2 separate regions of the Homo sapiens genome follow, and region 1 is linked to region 2. A link is a loop called in an ENCODE intact Hi-C map of the cell type or tissue named here. Cell type or tissue: heart right ventricle. All regions are shown on one strand.

What was found. Hi-C counts contacts between places; a loop is a spot of excess contacts. Peaks named below come from ENCODE experiments on the same cell type or tissue, not always from the same donor. Only the 100,000 strongest peaks of a DNase experiment are listed, where the experiment ranks them.
Region 1: a loop joins it to region 2, with 1.9 times the contacts of the local background. A loop is called at or near these places in 2 of 110 quality-filtered maps.

Annotation. Positions count from the first base shown.
Region 1 is chr22:46,877,004-46,885,003 of GRCh38, reverse strand. TBC1D22A (TBC1 domain family member 22A) reads right to left here. Exons shown (of 13, transcript NM_014346.5): 5 at 6,281-6,351. Among named protein-coding and RNA genes, the nearest start is that of TBC1D22A-AS1, 35 kb to the left of the region's middle. In heart right ventricle, no CTCF peak of the experiment used is centred here; DNase peaks (open chromatin) are centred at 3,413 and 6,257.
Region 2 is chr22:46,993,381-47,001,380 of GRCh38, reverse strand. TBC1D22A (TBC1 domain family member 22A) reads right to left here. Exons shown (of 13, transcript NM_014346.5): 10 at 3,672-3,747. Among named protein-coding and RNA genes, the nearest start is that of TBC1D22A-AS1, 81 kb to the right of the region's middle. RefSeq lists enhancers at 1-4, 905-1,404, 1,405-1,906, 7,293-8,000. In heart right ventricle, a CTCF peak has its summit at 4,572 (motif pointing right); no DNase peak of the experiment used is centred here.

The DNA.
Region 1 (8,000 bases), 120 kb after region 2:
ACTTCCAATTGCTTCTAATCATGCCCAGCATAAAAGCCCAGGCCCTGCCTAGGCTGACGGCTCCTGCGGGCCTGGCCCTTCCTGCCTCTCTGACCAAGAGGCCGAGACTCGTCACTCACCATGGCCCCTCCCACTTTTACTTCGCTGCTTAAATGTTCCTTAAATGCCACACCTCTCCTGCCTCAGTGCCCCTCTCTGAACTTACTCTTCCTCTGCTAGGACCCATTTCATCTAGATCAGGGGTCAGCAAACTGACCATCAGCCAATCCTGCCCACCCATTTTTGTAAATAAAGTGTTATGGGAACACAACTATGTGTTTTCCTTTATACAGATTCCCTGTGGCTGCTCTGGGCCACAATGGCAGAGATTAGCTGCTACAGACCACAGGGGCCACCAAGCCCAGGGTGTTGACTGGCTGCCCTTTCGAGGACAGCCGCTGGCCGCTGCTCTCAGTCTGTGCAGGGCCAGCAGCCGCCTTTCCACAAGAGCACCCTCTCTCGGTCTCCACCTCCCCGGCTGTGGGAGGAGCCCACGGCACTGCTTCCTGTTACTTACTGTTCTCCCTCTTCATCACCTGTGTCTGGTGGGCACTATTCCCTGATGGGAAACACAGTGAGGGAACGGGTAAGCCCTCTCCACAGAATGAACCAGACAGGAATGCACCCCCAGGCACCTGCTTAGCTGCCTCCCTTGCTCCTCTAAGTCCCTGCTCAAAGTCACCTCCTCAGTGCGGCCCACCCTGACCGCTACCCACCTACTTCAACAGCCCCTTCCCCTCCTCGGCCCTCACCATCCCACCAAGCTGATCCCAGCCCTTTTCCTACAGCACTCCTCACATTCCACAGCACATCAAATCTACTTCTCGGTGTATTGTTTGTCTTCTCCCACCAAAATGTGAGGTCCACGAGGGCGGAATGTTCGTCCAAGGGCTTGGAACGCTGTTTGCCCCACAACGGAACCTCAGTCCTTCCTCGCTGAGTGCAAGAGTGATCACGACGTGCAGAGATCCTGTCAGACCCAAAGGTGGCCACAGCCCTGAGACTCAGGGAGAAAGATGCGTGTGCTCACTTGGGACAAGTAAGACCAAGCATACACTTCTGGGTTTGGTTTTGATAGTGGAGAAGACAGAGGTGGAGAGAAAGAGACGGAGCACAGAGGACACAGGGAAATGTGTCCGGGTTGGCTAGGGGCAAGGCCGGAAACAGAGCCTGGCCAATGATGGGTGTGAAGCTGTGTGCAGCAGCCAGGAGAGAAGGCCTGTGTGCCAGTGAAGGGGCCCAGCCTTCAACACAGGGCAGCGTGGGCCAGCAGGGGTGATCAGCTAGGCCGTGGTGTAGGCAGCCTGACATCAACTGCGTTCAGTGGCAACAAAAAATCCATAGTGAACTTGCAAGAGGGCTCTCAGAAATACTTCCCACTCCCCAAAATGTAAATTAACTTGAAACACAAATTCTAAAAGGCAAGCACGTCATCATCGGAATGCAGGCAATAAAAACCCTACACGTGCTCCTGACACTCCCATCCCTAAAGGAAAACACACATATGCAAGTTGAGGCCTTTCAATAATTAAGCAAGACTAGAAATTATGCAAATGAAATACATTCAAGTATGCAATGAATTTTAAATGACAGAACTACAGAAAACTTAATTGCTGTATTAGCATGCTATAAAAACACTCATCATAAATGTAAAACAATGCATGCATATACTTATATCTAAATTGTCCCGGTGACACAAAAATCAAATTGTTCCCTCCCACTGTGTTCCTATGCAAACCTACCTCAATAAACTGCAAAAACAAAGATAATACTGGAGCTTCACTCATCATTTTTAACCATTAGACTCACTAATGCAAATGTTCGATGTTTAAGTAGTTTTTGTGCCACGTTTCTGAAATACTTATTTAAAAAAGAGCCAGAAATATGATTCTGTATAGCAGTAATTTTTAAAAAGTTACTACCCTGCTTGCATAAAATGTAAACATTAAGTAGTATTACTAGTGGCTTAATGGTATGTTCTAGACTAGATGTTAGTTTTTCATAAATGCCAAGTCATGTTTCTCGTCCTTCTTCATTGAAGTGGCACTGCCCACTCATCAATTAAAAATAAGGCTACTAGAATCATGTTAATGACAAATCATAAACACAATGAAAAAGAGTCATGATGTTTGCCAGACCCTGAAATAGGTTCCCATTCAAGCACAGCTTTGGTTATCTGCCTCTTTGGTTATCTGCCTTTTTAAGCTGGACAAATGATAAATTCTCAATTCTGGGCGTAACTGTTAACCTCTGGATCCTGGAAGGACTCACAGACTGGGATAAATCCCTCCCATCTTACCCTGCTCACCCGAACCCTCCCAGACAACACGCTCATGGCTCTCAGCGAGTCTCACTCAGCCTCTCTCCTCCAACGCAGGCCCTCCAACGCCCCAGGCCAGCTCTCCTGCCCTGGTACCTCAGCCCAGGTGTGTGCTGCCTGCAGTGGCGGGCATAGCGCATAACTTTCAATGACCTGCTTCCCAGTTGGCTCATGTATGCCCCACCTTGCCCCACTGGAGCCTGAGTGTCTTAGAGCAGCCGTCTTCAGCCCTGGGCACACGTGAGAACCCCCAAGAACCGACGTAACAGTATTTCCTGAGCTCCAAAGGTGATAATGACATGTGACCAGAATGGAAACCCACAGGTGAAGAAGGCAGGCCTGAACCTCCCACACCCTCGCCTCCCATTCCCTGCCTAGCCGCAGGGTAGGCACTCTGTGGACTGCATGGTTCACAGCATGCTAGAGTCAGTCAACACCCTGATGCCTGAGTCCACCCTAGAGATTCCAATTTGCTTCGTGGGCCCGGACACCAGGATCGGGAAAAGCTCCCAGGAGAGTTGAATGGGAAGCCAGGTTTAAACCTTGGGATTCAGGGAATGATAAAGAGGCATCCTTGATTGGGGAGACCCCTTCCCTGCTGAGTTCCCAGTACCCACCATTGTCCCAGAGGTTCTTGTAACCCCAGCACCTGCAGAGGGCCTGGCTGAGGGCAGATGTGTGAGCAGCACATGCTGACTCAGGGATGGGTGACTCGCATTGTGCACTGTGCTCCCAGATCTCTCCTCTTACAGAAGGCCCAGAGCCATGGTGCAGCATGACTGCCTGGGGAGCTGGATGGCATCAGTGCTCACCAACACAGGGCATGGAGCATGGCAAATGCACAGTGAGCACTTGTTCCCGGAAAAAGAACCAACGCTTGCCCCCTACTCTAGCTGCCAGAGTCCTCTTACTCCACCCCTGTAGCCTTTGGCCCCTCAACTCCCTTACCTGTCCCTTCCCAGTTCTTCCTGTCCCAGCTCTAGTCCCCTCCCAAGAGCCTGCCAAGAGCAGCCTCCCCTTACAACCAGCACTGCTCCTACGAGCCAGACACTGGGCAAGAACAGCCTGTTCCCTGAGTTGCCTGCCACACGCCTGTCCACAAGAATCTCTGAATGCGTGGTCTGACGCACGGCAAGCACTCAGTAAGGGACAGACACAGGGCAGCAGTGCACTGGGAGCACAGGAATAAGATCCTGAGAGAATGGGATCCGTCTCCACGTAGCCTAGGTCTGTCGGGGTTGGAGGGGGCAAGAGAAAAAGGCAGGCCTTCTACTATCTGTTCTGCAGGCCCCAGGGGGACGACTTGGTCTTCTTCCCTGCCTGCTATTTCCCAGCACCCGACACAGTGCCTAAAACACAAAGTGCTCAATAAATGCCAATGGATGAATGAATGGATGAATGAATGAACCAACCAACGGCTCTTTCAAGGCTTTACTCTTCCAGAAACACAGGCTCACCACTCCCAGTTTCTCCTTCAGAATAAAACCCAAGCAATGGGGTGGGTAGGGATGGCAGTAGGGCGGCTGTCACCTGGTCTCCTCTTGGGCCCCTCTACCCCAGCCTGTGTTCCTGCTTGTCCCACCCCTACTGTGTGCCCCAGCTCTCATGGCCTCCCCACTTCCCACTAGCAGAGAGAACACTAACAACACTTTTGAGATGCCACGTAAGATGCCACCTTCCCCAAGAAGCCTTACTTGGCATCCTCATGAACCCTTTCTTAGCACCCAACATTTGCAACGACAAGCTTTGCTCCCTGATCTAACATTTATTTCCTACTCATCTGTCAATCCAAGCCCTGAGAGGGCCAAGAACCACCACGTTCATCCGTATCCCTTGTGACTGCAAGTCTCCACACCCTCCCCTCCTTCCCCACCTGCCATGGCCATGCAGATCCCAGGTGTGAAGTCCCCTCTTAGCAGAAGCTGACCCTCTGTACTAAACTGCCCCCACGCTGTGGTACTCCTCCACCCCCTGGTTCATACTCGTGTCCTGTCCATCCTATAGCATGCAGTCTGGCCTCCACCACCACTGTCCCACCACAAGTCTGCAGCACCCGACCTCCTCCTAATGGCAGGCTAGTGTCTAATTCATCTCCGTCTCCCAAGCAAAGGCCCCTGCAAGCTATGATGGTTAAAGGACTACATGTGCCTGTCCCTTCATAAGTCAACGCTCTGAGAATGCTCAGGCTTTCTCTTGTGAAGGAAAATGCTTGGGCCCCCAAGATCACTATAAAAAACTCAAGCTAGAAACTGCTTAGGGCAAACCTGCCTCCCATTTTATTCAAAGTCACTCCTCTGCTCACTGAGACAGATGCACACCTGATTTGCCTCCTTTGGAAAGGCTAATCAGAAACTCAAAAGAATGTAACCATTCGTGTATCACCTATCTGTGACCTGGAAGCTCCCTCGCCACTTCTTACATGTACTGATGGATGTCTCATGTCTCCCTAAGTGTATAAAACCAAGCTGTGCCCCGACCACCTTGGGCACATGTCGTCAGGATCTCCTAAGGCTGCGTCGCCAGTGCGCCCTCAACCTTGGCAAAATAAACTTTCTAAATCAACTGAGACCAGTCTCAGATCTCCTGGGTTCACACTCTCACTTGCCTCGCCGGGGTTCCTGGGTCAGACTCCACCTACACCCACCTGCCCTCCTGTCCACAACCAGCAGAGTGGGGCTGTCACCTCCCCTTGTGCTCCTCTGTCTACTGAAATCAGAGTGTCCATGTCCACATCAACCCCTGTGCTACACACATTAGGGAAGCGGAACCACAACCCGCAGAGGCTGAGAATTAGAGGAGAAAGCACAGTATAAAATAACTCACATGAGACTTTCCCCCTAGACACGGCACATCCTTAATAAATAGAAAACGGCAATTCGGTGTTTTCATCATAACTTCCTACAAACCAACCTGAGAAGTCTGCAACCTATCTTAGGGGACATTTAGAAAACTGGATATAAACTGGAAAACTAGGTTAAAATAAAAAAGCACAAAACAAAAACATAAGCAATGGCAGCAAGTCTAATTTTAATTGCAAAAGAATATTTAATCAATAAATATTCGCTGTTCAGAGCTGCGTCTGCATTTAGGATTACGAGGTACTAAGCTGCAAACTTATTAAGGCTCATTAGCCAGAAAGAGTCTTAAATACTAAAAGTCAGACCCAGTTTAGAGTAAACACTTAGAGCTCCCTATTGACTTAGCTCCAAAAATAATGAAAAAGGAAAAGAGAAGAAAACTGTCTATAAACAATTCTGAAATGGTGGGCAGGGCCAAACTCACTTCCAACGGCAAGCCTGAGCTAAGTGTACGAGGGCATTGCTGATGTCACCACCGCCTACCCCAACCTTTCCCCAAGGACTTCCAGACCGGCAGCTGAGCGCCAGAGCTGCGGCAGCCAGAACTCCACACTCCACCACAGAAACACAAACCACTTCTCTCACCCACAGAAACACAAACCACTTGTCTCATCCATTTCTTCTCTTTTCCTAACAGCGCTACTAATACTTACAAAAAAAAAAAAAAAAACTTGGTCAAACATATGTCCTTGTTTTCAGCATATTTGAAACAAATTTAAAACATATTTCCCTGTTTCAACTCCTCGGAGTTGAAACAACCATCTATGCTGAAACCTTTCTATATCACAGGCTGGAACATAGAAAGATTTTCTAATAAAATCTGAGGAAAAAATATAGTTGTCATAATTATTACCTATTCTTGTTTTCTGCCAGTCCTGTCAAACCAAGCTTAAAATTAAGCAAAGAATGGAAAATGTCAGCTTAGCCATAGCAAAGGCCTTTATCACTGCAACAAAGCCAAGGCAAACCCGTGGGCTGTGGCTGTCAGGCCCTACTCAGGCCAGACGCCTGCAGTCCCTGTGCACAGGAAGGAGGCGCTGATGGGCGGTGCGGTGGGACTTACTGAGAGGAGCTTCCACGTCATTGGACGCACTGGCTTAGGGATTCCGGACCAGCTCAACCTCCGTAATTCCTCTGTTGATGAAAAAAGAGACAAGGAAAAACAAGATTTGCAAAAGGTTAGCAAACCTCCCCAGTGCTTTAACACATTCCACCTGTTTAATTAGGAGGCAAGGAGCCCCATAAACAAATTAAACTAAATCATCAACATTTCAGATACGATTGATTTCAATATCTGAGAGAAGGTAAGTGACCATTCTATTCAAACCAAGCTACAGGTTACCTGTTTACAACAGAATCCTGGAGCTACCCTGGAACACGTGAGGCCCCATGATCCCTTCCTCCTTCAACCAGAGAAGTCCAGAGTACACTGGCCTCCTTCCCTCCCACCTCCTTCTCTCTCTCCCTCCCACCTCCTTCTCTCTCTTCCTTCCCCCCACTCTCTCCTGAAGGCTTTTTCCCCAACCTGATCATGTTAATTGGTTTTCCTTTCTTTCTTCCATCTCAACTTTCTATATGCTATTTAAGCATACATATATGATGTGGTTTTTCTCACTACTGGTTTTGAAAGAAATTGTTTCACGGAGATAAGCTTGTCTTTATACACCATTAATTAAGGATGTGGCCATATTCTACACAGACAACAAAGTCTTCAAGGTAGTCTAATACAAGTCAATGAGGCTTTATAAATACCTACAAGTAGAAAAAAATCACGAGTAGGGAGGCGCTGGCCAGAGGCAGAGGGGTCCTGGAGCAAGGTCCAGCACCTCCAAGGGCAGGGAAGGACAAGCATCAGGCAGAGGGGTAAGGCTGTGGGCCCTGCATTCCATCGACCTTCCGAGTCTCCTTGAGTGTCTCACTCCCATGCCCCAAATGGCAAGAGAATCCATTTCAATGTCTAGGTATAGCAACACTTGTCCAATCCCATGGAAACTCAAGTAATTATTTCTTTCCTTTAAGTTAGGAATCTACCATTAGGTTGTTTTCCTAACAGCTTGGAGCTAATGATTAATAACGGGAATAAAAGAAATGATTAAAGAGAAGACTTTGCTAATATAATCAACAAAATACAAAGTCCTGACATCTAATCTTTTTCCAATTACTAAAGTCTAAGTAAAATAAGTACAGAATAATTGGGCGATAGTCGCAGCAATAACTTGCATTTTACAGCAATCTCAGAAAATATCAAATCTTCCCCAGTACCCTAAGGATATTATGAAAAGCAGGAACCTCATATCTGAACACCAATAATGTAATGTTTACCGACCATGTTCCCAGTGTCTCTCCCTCGGCATAACTCTGGTTTTCTGATTATGGTTTACGAGAAAAAGCTGAGAGGAAACTCATTCGTTAATGTTCTCTGAACCTCTCTCCTCACTGGAAGAAATTCACAAAAATTCAAAAATCCTGAATATACATAATGAGACAAGCCTCAAACTCTGCTCAAGCTTTGGTGTTAAAAGAGAGCTTTCATACATATTATCTTATTTGATCCTCAAAACAAGCTTGTGTTACTTAGGGCTGTGATCACTATTGTATATGAAAGAGCCTCAGAGAGGTTAAGTGACTTGACCAAGGTCACACAGGAACTAAGCAACCTTCAATACCAGGGTCTGTCCACTACGTCCCTTCCATTCTTAAAAAGACTTTTGTAGCACAGACAAATCTCACTTCTGAATACAGACAAAAAGATCCAAAATAAAATCTTAGTAGATCAAAGCACA
Region 2 (8,000 bases):
CCTCCGCCTCCCGGGTTCATGTGTGTGGGTCACTTTATTTGAAAAAGGTGTTTGGAGTTATTAAAAAAAAAAAAAAAAAAAGAAAGAAAGAAAAAAATACAATTTCAGTTGTAACTTCCTCCAGACAAGATTTTGTTTTGCTTCTCACTAGCATTCTGGGGAACTCCAGTATAGAATCATCATAACTGAGGTTCAAACAACCCTGATCCTCTCAGGTTGGAACCTAGATTTTATGAGGGAGTATCACGTCCACTTTGCCCTCACGTGTCACTATTCTGGGTCTCACAAACTGTATGGGCATTTCTCAGATCCCTATCCTGACTAATCGGGTTGGATGCAGGCACTACATGAGGCGCCCAAACCACAACCAGCTTTGGGATGATTTTTCTTCTGCATCAGGAAACACACACCCAGAACACTGGTGGCTTTAGAGCTGGGCATACCTAGCCAGGTCCTAGCTTCACTCTGGCCCAGGAAGTCCTTATTTTGTAGATAGCAATTCAATGCTTTTAAGACATTTATTTTTCTTTCCTTTTTTTTTTTTCTTTTTGCTTTGTTGGCTTAATTTAAAAAAACAAAAAGGTCTTATCCAGTGGGAAATGTGGTTGAAATTATCTAGCCTGCCACGACTGAAAACGCACGTTCCTCCTACTCTCACCTTTTTCTTTCACTCCAAATTCAGTGGCTCCAGTCACCCTCTCTGATTCTGTGGGAACTCATACAATGTCTGTCCCGAAGGATACAGGGGGCTTCCCAGGGAGTTCCCCATCTGCGGGCTTGCCTGTCGCTTTACTCCCTGCCCAGCACACACCCTCGAAGGCTGCCGCCCATCCTCCTTTCCACGCGGCTTCCATTACAGACACAGCCCTCTCTCTTCATTCTCAGCACCTTCGTGTCTCCACGGCAGACTTTTACTAAAGGTTTAGGGATGACAAAGAAGGGTCACAGTACTACTCAAGATAGGAAGAAACTACTCAGAAGTGCTTTTGAGAGATTCTTTCACAACTCCTTACCACAAGAAAACAAGAGTGATGCAGCCCCTCTTCCGATCTGCCCTCTCACCCCTCACCAGGCTTCCCTCCATCCCCAAGACCTCCCCCTCCTCCAGCTCTCTGCTCGCTCCTGATGAGCCCTTATCCTCGCGCCACCACTGCTGAAACTTCCGCTTGACTTTGCAGAGCAATTCGGCTCTTTTCTGAACTATTCCCATCTGGGCAATGCCCTCAAAACCTCTCCATTCTTAATCAACGAGTCCATGAAGATGTTTTCCTTCACTGAATTATCAAAATTTTCTGAAATAAATGCTGTCCTTCTCCTAAAACGCAGAAAAGAGGGAGAGGCTTGGTTTTTGTTTTTGAGATGGAGTCTCGCTCTGTCACCCAGGCTGGAGTGCAGTGGCACGATCTCGGCTCACTGCGAGCTCCGCCTCCCGGGTTCACGCCAGTCTTCTGACTCAGCCTCCCAAGCAGCTGGGACTCCAGGCGCCTGCCACCACGCCCGGCTAATATTTTGTATTTTTAGTAGAGACAGGGTTTCACCATGTTAACCAGGATGGTCTCGATCTCCTGACCTCGTGATCCGCCTGCCTCGGCCTCCCAAGGTGCTGGGATTACAGGCGTGAGCCACCGCGCCCGGCCTGAGAAGCTTTTTTTTTCTTTAAGCAATTTTTTCTTCCTAGAATATCCTCTGCCCTTAATAAAATCTTTACAATCCCTGCAAAAAGTTCCAACCCACAAATCCTTTCTCTAGGAGGCAAGTGATGAAACAGGTGAGGGGGAGCTTCACGTGGCCGAGACCTGCAGATGCTTCTCCCAAGTTTGCTCAGGGATGATGGCGCCCACCAGTCTGAGAGCTCAAACGCGAGAAATTCTGTCTATTTACTGCTTTAGCAGCCTGGGTATTCTTATTATGAGGCCATGATAGAAATTCCTTAAGGTTTCATTAGAAGAACAGGAACAAGTTAGACAGTTTAACCTCTCAACGGCAACACACATCTTTCTCTGTTGTGAAGCACTGATCCTTTAAACAAAAAATTGCCATATGAAAATGGCCTACTCAGAGACTGCGCTGAAAATAAAAATATGATTTACTAAAAAGTACAGATTTCGTTGGGGTTCCTTTGGTTATCGCTGCTGCTCTCTTAAACAATCATCCAGCGAATCCGCAATGTGCTTCTTTCTGAACCACAGCACCAGAGAAAATCAATTCAAGTATTTCCCAAACTGCAGCACCGGAACAAACGAGCACTAACCACAACTTTCTAACCTCCACGAAAACACGAAATACGCCTTCCAAGGGACACAAGCGGAAAAGGAGGAACCTGCTCAGAACGTGTAATTCACATCTACTGCAAATCATACTTCAGAGGAACGTGTAATTCACATCTACTGCAAATCATACTTCAGAGAACTCAGTGAGGCTGGGGAATGCTTGTGAAAGTGCTGGCAGGGAAAAGAACCCAGCCGCACCCAAACAAGACCGCGCGGTGGAGCGTGCGGTGAGCGCACATGAACGCACTGACGGAGGCAAAAACGGTATTTTTAACAGATGATGGGTTGAAAAGCAGCTAAACGTAACACTGAAAGTATTATCAGAAGAACTGCAGACAACTTCATAATATGGAAATTAGGTAATCACCATGAGACACAGAGTTAAAAATCAGATTCAATCAAGGAACAAAATGGAGTTTGTAATTTGTAGGAGTCCATTTTAGAATATCACTCAGCAGTTTCCCAAACCGAGCGCCCTTCCCGTGAAGACTGCTGTTACGGCCTTCTGTGCTAAAGGCGCAGGGAGGGGAAAAGGCACAGTGACCGGCAACGCTCAGCGGGCAGGGCCCTGCAAGGCACGTGGCCAGGGCTAAGTTTCCAACAAAGTGCAATTTGTCTCCACATTCTGTGAAATAATTTGCCAAGCGCGCATGGGACTCTTTGTGAAAGAGCATGTCTCTTTTCCACACCTCATCACTGACCAGCTGGTATCACAAATACATGCCCGGTTCTGCTTGGCATCACTTAGTTAATGCTCTGTTCATTAATTTAACAAACTATCAGGAGAATATGCCTGGAACGGGCAAGCATTATCTCTCAGCTTCCATTTAATTAAACTCTGCTATTGTAATATGACAGTCAGCACATCGCAGGGGGGATTATTTTAAAGATGAAGGCAAAAAGTATTTCAAAGCCCCCACTTAAACATGAAAGCACAATCTAAAATTGCCTGAGCACATACTATAATTTTTCTATAATATTAAAGATGTTATTTCCAGACTCAGTAATTAGTTAGATTCCATGGAGAAATTATTCTAGCATCCTTGATAGAAAAATGATGCACAGAGGCAGGGAACAGAGTACCGAAGGACCACCATAAACAACCATCCGTCACCTAGATTATGACAATCACCAGGCTTAATAAGGAGTGAGCACTGCCTGCTTTGGGTGCACACTCACTACTGTCCTGCAAAGTGAATGTACTGAATTCTGATGATATCCCCTTAATAAGAAGAAATAAGAGCAGCTCACGCACCAGCAGCTGTCTCAGAAGGATGCCCATGAGGGATCCTGAGCAGGCCAGGATGCTGCCGGCGGATGAGGACAGCTCCCTGTCCCACCGAGGGCTGAGGGCCACCTCCCCCCGCCCACAGAGAGGGGCTGCGCGGGAAGCTGGCTTACCATCAATCCGGCTCACGAGTTCTTCTAACATTTTCACTTTCATTTGAATCCCAGGTTGGGCAAAGGTGTAGTTGTCCTAAGGAAAAAAGAATAATGTGAATCATATGCATATAAAATAAAACAAACTTTCCAAAAGGGAAAAAGGCAGCTGGGATAAAGTGAACAGCTTTATAATAGGACGAATTCACAAACAGAGATTTTATCTCGAGAAACACACAAGTGGATGCACCCTGCACAGCACAGCGCCGCTGACTGCTATTTTGAGAAGGGAAAGGCCAGTATTTCCCGATGTCAGGTGATAAGCACGTGCATCTCAGGGAACACTGAATGGTACATTTCTATTTGTAAATGTAAGACACTTACATCTAAATTGAAAAACAGGCATCCATGGGCATAGCTCATTGACCAGAACCGTCTGTGGGAACTGACCACCTCGCTGGCCACCTGGACCCTAAGCACTCAGCCCTGCCGGGAACCAACGGCAAAGGTGCCCGGTGCTGACAGCACCATCATCGTGGCCACAGTCCAAATGCTAATGACACAGTCACTGCATGGGTGAAAACAGTGGACATGTGACTTTACTCTCAGAGATATAGTTGGGTGAACTCAGGTGAAGTTCAGACACTAACATAGGAAGGTCTGCATAGCATCAAAGGGAAGGGGGCCTGGGCAGTTTCAAGTCAAACAGCCCAGGAATGGGGCCCCAGCTCTAGGACTCAGGAGCTGTGTGACCTTGGCAAGTAACATAACCTCTCTGGGCTTCCGTTTCATTACCAATAACATGAGAGTAATAACACTGCCTTCTAGGACTCAGGGAAACAAACAAGTGGAATGTGGAAGAGATTTCAAGACACAGCAGGTACCGGGGCAGTGACAGGTCCATTACTCCTGCTGTCACCACCTAAGGGAGCACACACATGACACTAGGGGGTGCTGCCTCATCCCACAGCAGGAACATGAAGAGGCAGCTCCCATCAACAAGGGAAGGGCATTCCCTATGGAGGCTGCCCTTTGGGCCTCAGCCGGTGGTCGGGGGCATTTTCAGAAGGAGGGTTTCAACCAGACTCGTGGTTAACAGACTTAAATCTATACCCAACAGCAGTGAATGTGGAAGGCAGAATAATAACCAGCCCCAAAGATGCCAAGGTTCCACTCCCTGTAACCTGTGGATGTGTGGCCTTACATGGCAAGGGGAACCAGGGTTGCAGGTGGAACTAAGGTTGCTAATCCATGAACCACCCGTGGAGAAAGGAGAATCGGGAGGCAGCGAAACAACGGGCACTGTGCCTGGGGCTCCTGTGGGTTCTGGCCTACGCTTCCAACTCTTTAGTGAGCACACAGGGCCTCTGGCCCGGCCAGCACTGGGAGATGACTGCCTGTGGCAGCTCTGCCCTCAGGGAGTGACACTGGGGATGGCCCCATGAGTCTCAGCTAGGGGAAGCCAGGCAGGCCACTGGCCTCAGTAAGGGCACAGGTAATGCAGTCTTGGTCCAAACAGGAGGTGCTGGGCACAGGCAACTGCAGCTCACCAAGTGGGCTCGGGCCACCAGGCAGGTGCTGGCTCGTAGCAGGCAGCATCAGGGCAGCCTTTCCGACAGTGGGGGATGATCTGCTGCCTGTGCGCCTGAGGGGGCAGGGGTCTGCAGGCACCACCTGGCAGGAGGGAGGTGCTGCTTTGCGTGGCAGCGGGGCAGGTCTACACGGGCAGCTGTCCACGTGGCACCCGGCATTCAGAGCCCAGGAGGGAAGTCGAAAGACTGATCTGGGCTTGATACTGATACTCCTTTTCCATAGGCTCAGGACTGGAAAACGGTTCAAGCACAGAATTAAGGGTGAGAAGTAAACCAGAGAGTGGTGTGGCAGCCTCCAGTACAGAGAGGTTCCTCGAGGTGGTCAACCAGGCAGGCCTCCCTGTGCTGTGAGGGGACGCGGCCACAGAGTTCACAGAATCCGCAGGTGGAGGAAGGGTGACAGGGCACACAGCAAGGGTGTCAGCCCTCGGGAGGCCCCAGTGACGTGGAAACAGCACTCACAGAACCCCCAGCTCCAGAACCCAGGAGGTGACCCCAGGTAAGACAAACGTGGAGCTGAGCGACTGCCTTCGGGCCAGCAGCATTCCCAAGTCTGGAAAGTCAAATGTGAACACACGCAGCCAGCACTCTCTACGTTTCTCTCTCACACACACACACACACACAAAGTGCGTGCACACACGCAGAGCACACATGACATCTCCTAACAAGAGCAGGCATGGCAGCCACTGTGGCACAGAACACAAAAAATGCCTACGAGGCCCTAAGGATTTTTCTTTCCCTAGAAATGGAAAATGAGCCGAGTCAGACCTGCCGGCTTGCTGAGGGATTTCTCCCAGGTGGATTTCAAGTGACAGGCTCTGGATTCCAAACTGTCACATCTCTGAGGGCAGAACCACGAAAACTCCGTTTGCCACCTTCACTTAGAATGACGCCAAGGCCCTCCGGTGACCTTGTGTAGCAGGAGGGATGGGCTCCGGGGAGAGGATCTCTGGAGTGACTGCTCCCGGGCCTGGGGATGATATGTTTCCTAGATGTCGTGGGCTGATTCAGGGAGAAGCTTGGAGGCCTCCTGAATTTGGCTGTCCAAAATACGGTGTTTAATGGGCAGGACTTTTAGGCCCTGAAGGAGCTGCGATGGTGTCAGTGAGACCCAGGCACCTGTCCGGCTGAGAGGGAGCCGCAGCAACAGCTAAGGACAAATTGTGAGCTTTCGTATATTTGAAATTTAACAGGAGTAAGAAATTTTGGCTCCAGACTTGAATTCCTTTGACTGTCATCATCTTTGGTCCTGAACTTGCAATGGTTAGCCTTTAAGACTTAATTTCTCCCCAGAGATTGGATAACAGGAGCACACTGATGTTAAAATTTAGGGCACACTGTGTGTTGCAAGTTTACATCATGTAATTTAACCTCGTGGAGGAATTCTGATGAGCCCGGTTGAACAATATAGCTGCACAGAATTAAGGGTGAGAAGTAAACCTGAGAGTGGTGTGGCAGCCTCCAGTACACAGAGGTCCTAAGATTATTTAATGAATGTCCTATTCCGACAAATTCCGGAGCCATGGGGAGCACATTCTAACCACCCCATTGGTCTGTCCTGAGGGACTGCGATCTCTTCCACTCCAAGAGAGGCCACGTCCCTGGCTGTCCAGGTCCCTGATGGTTATGTGAATAACAGACAGACCTGGAGTCAGCTTGGAGCGCAGCTGCTGCCTCTCCTGGACTTGCTCTAGCCGCAGAAATGCTCGCCCCATGGAGGCCAAAACGGGGAGAGGCGAAGGTGGGTTCAGCCCCTTGCACTTCTCAAGAGGCTCCACAGCAGGTGGGCAGGGCCCGGCCCTCAACACTGGCTCTGATGGGGTGGGTGAGCCTGATGGGTCCTGGGATCAGTCAGCCATTCGGTGGCTCTCCCACTAAGACAGGATTTTAGGCTCTCAGTTAGCAGAAATAAAAGTTATTCTTTGCCTCCATCTGGCACAGTTTTGTTTTATTTCTCAATTTGTTCAAAACCCAGGTAGGGAAGACGGATTCTCAGAAATCCAAACAATTAAAAAAAAAGAATGACACCTGAGAGCCAATAACGAAAAGGTCTGCATTTTGAAAGAGAAAATGTTTGCATTTTGAAAGACCTGCAAAGACTGACAGCTATGGCCTCGGCATTCTGGCTTCAGGCTAGGGGCGGAGAAGGCCAGCCTTCAGAAGGCTGTAGCAGGGACGCCCGGCCCCACCCCCCGAGGGCGAGGCGCCAAGGCTAAGACACAGGGGGGTCGGTCTGGGCCCTCCTGGCTCCTGGCTCGGGAGGTGAGCCCAGCCTGCAGAAGGCCCCGCTCTGGGGCCAGGAAGCCTTCAAGGGCACTCTAAGGAGGCAGACACCGTGGCCAAGGAATCCAGAGCCAGGTGGCTGAGGAAAGGAGGGAGAAAAGAATGTCCCATGGCCCTCGCAGCAGCCTGTCCCAGGGAGGCACTGACCGCCCAGGCCCTCCCAGCAGCTGCCCGCAGGCTGCACCAAGGCCCCTGGGTAGATCACAGGCTCTGTCTGCTTAAGGCCCAGAAACCAGATTTGCCCTCGGGACACCCCAGCCCAGCACCCCGCCTCCCACACCTGGCACCCAGATCACCTGTGCTGGTGAACACGTACCTGGGCAGCAAAACAGGAACTAAGCAAGAATCCTCTACACTTATAAAAATGTCATTAGTAATAATATTAACATTATTCCCTTCATAAAAAGTAAGTATGCATGTCCTTTCCAATTGAGATCTGGTATCTTTAAAAAAGGATATAATTTATAAAACATA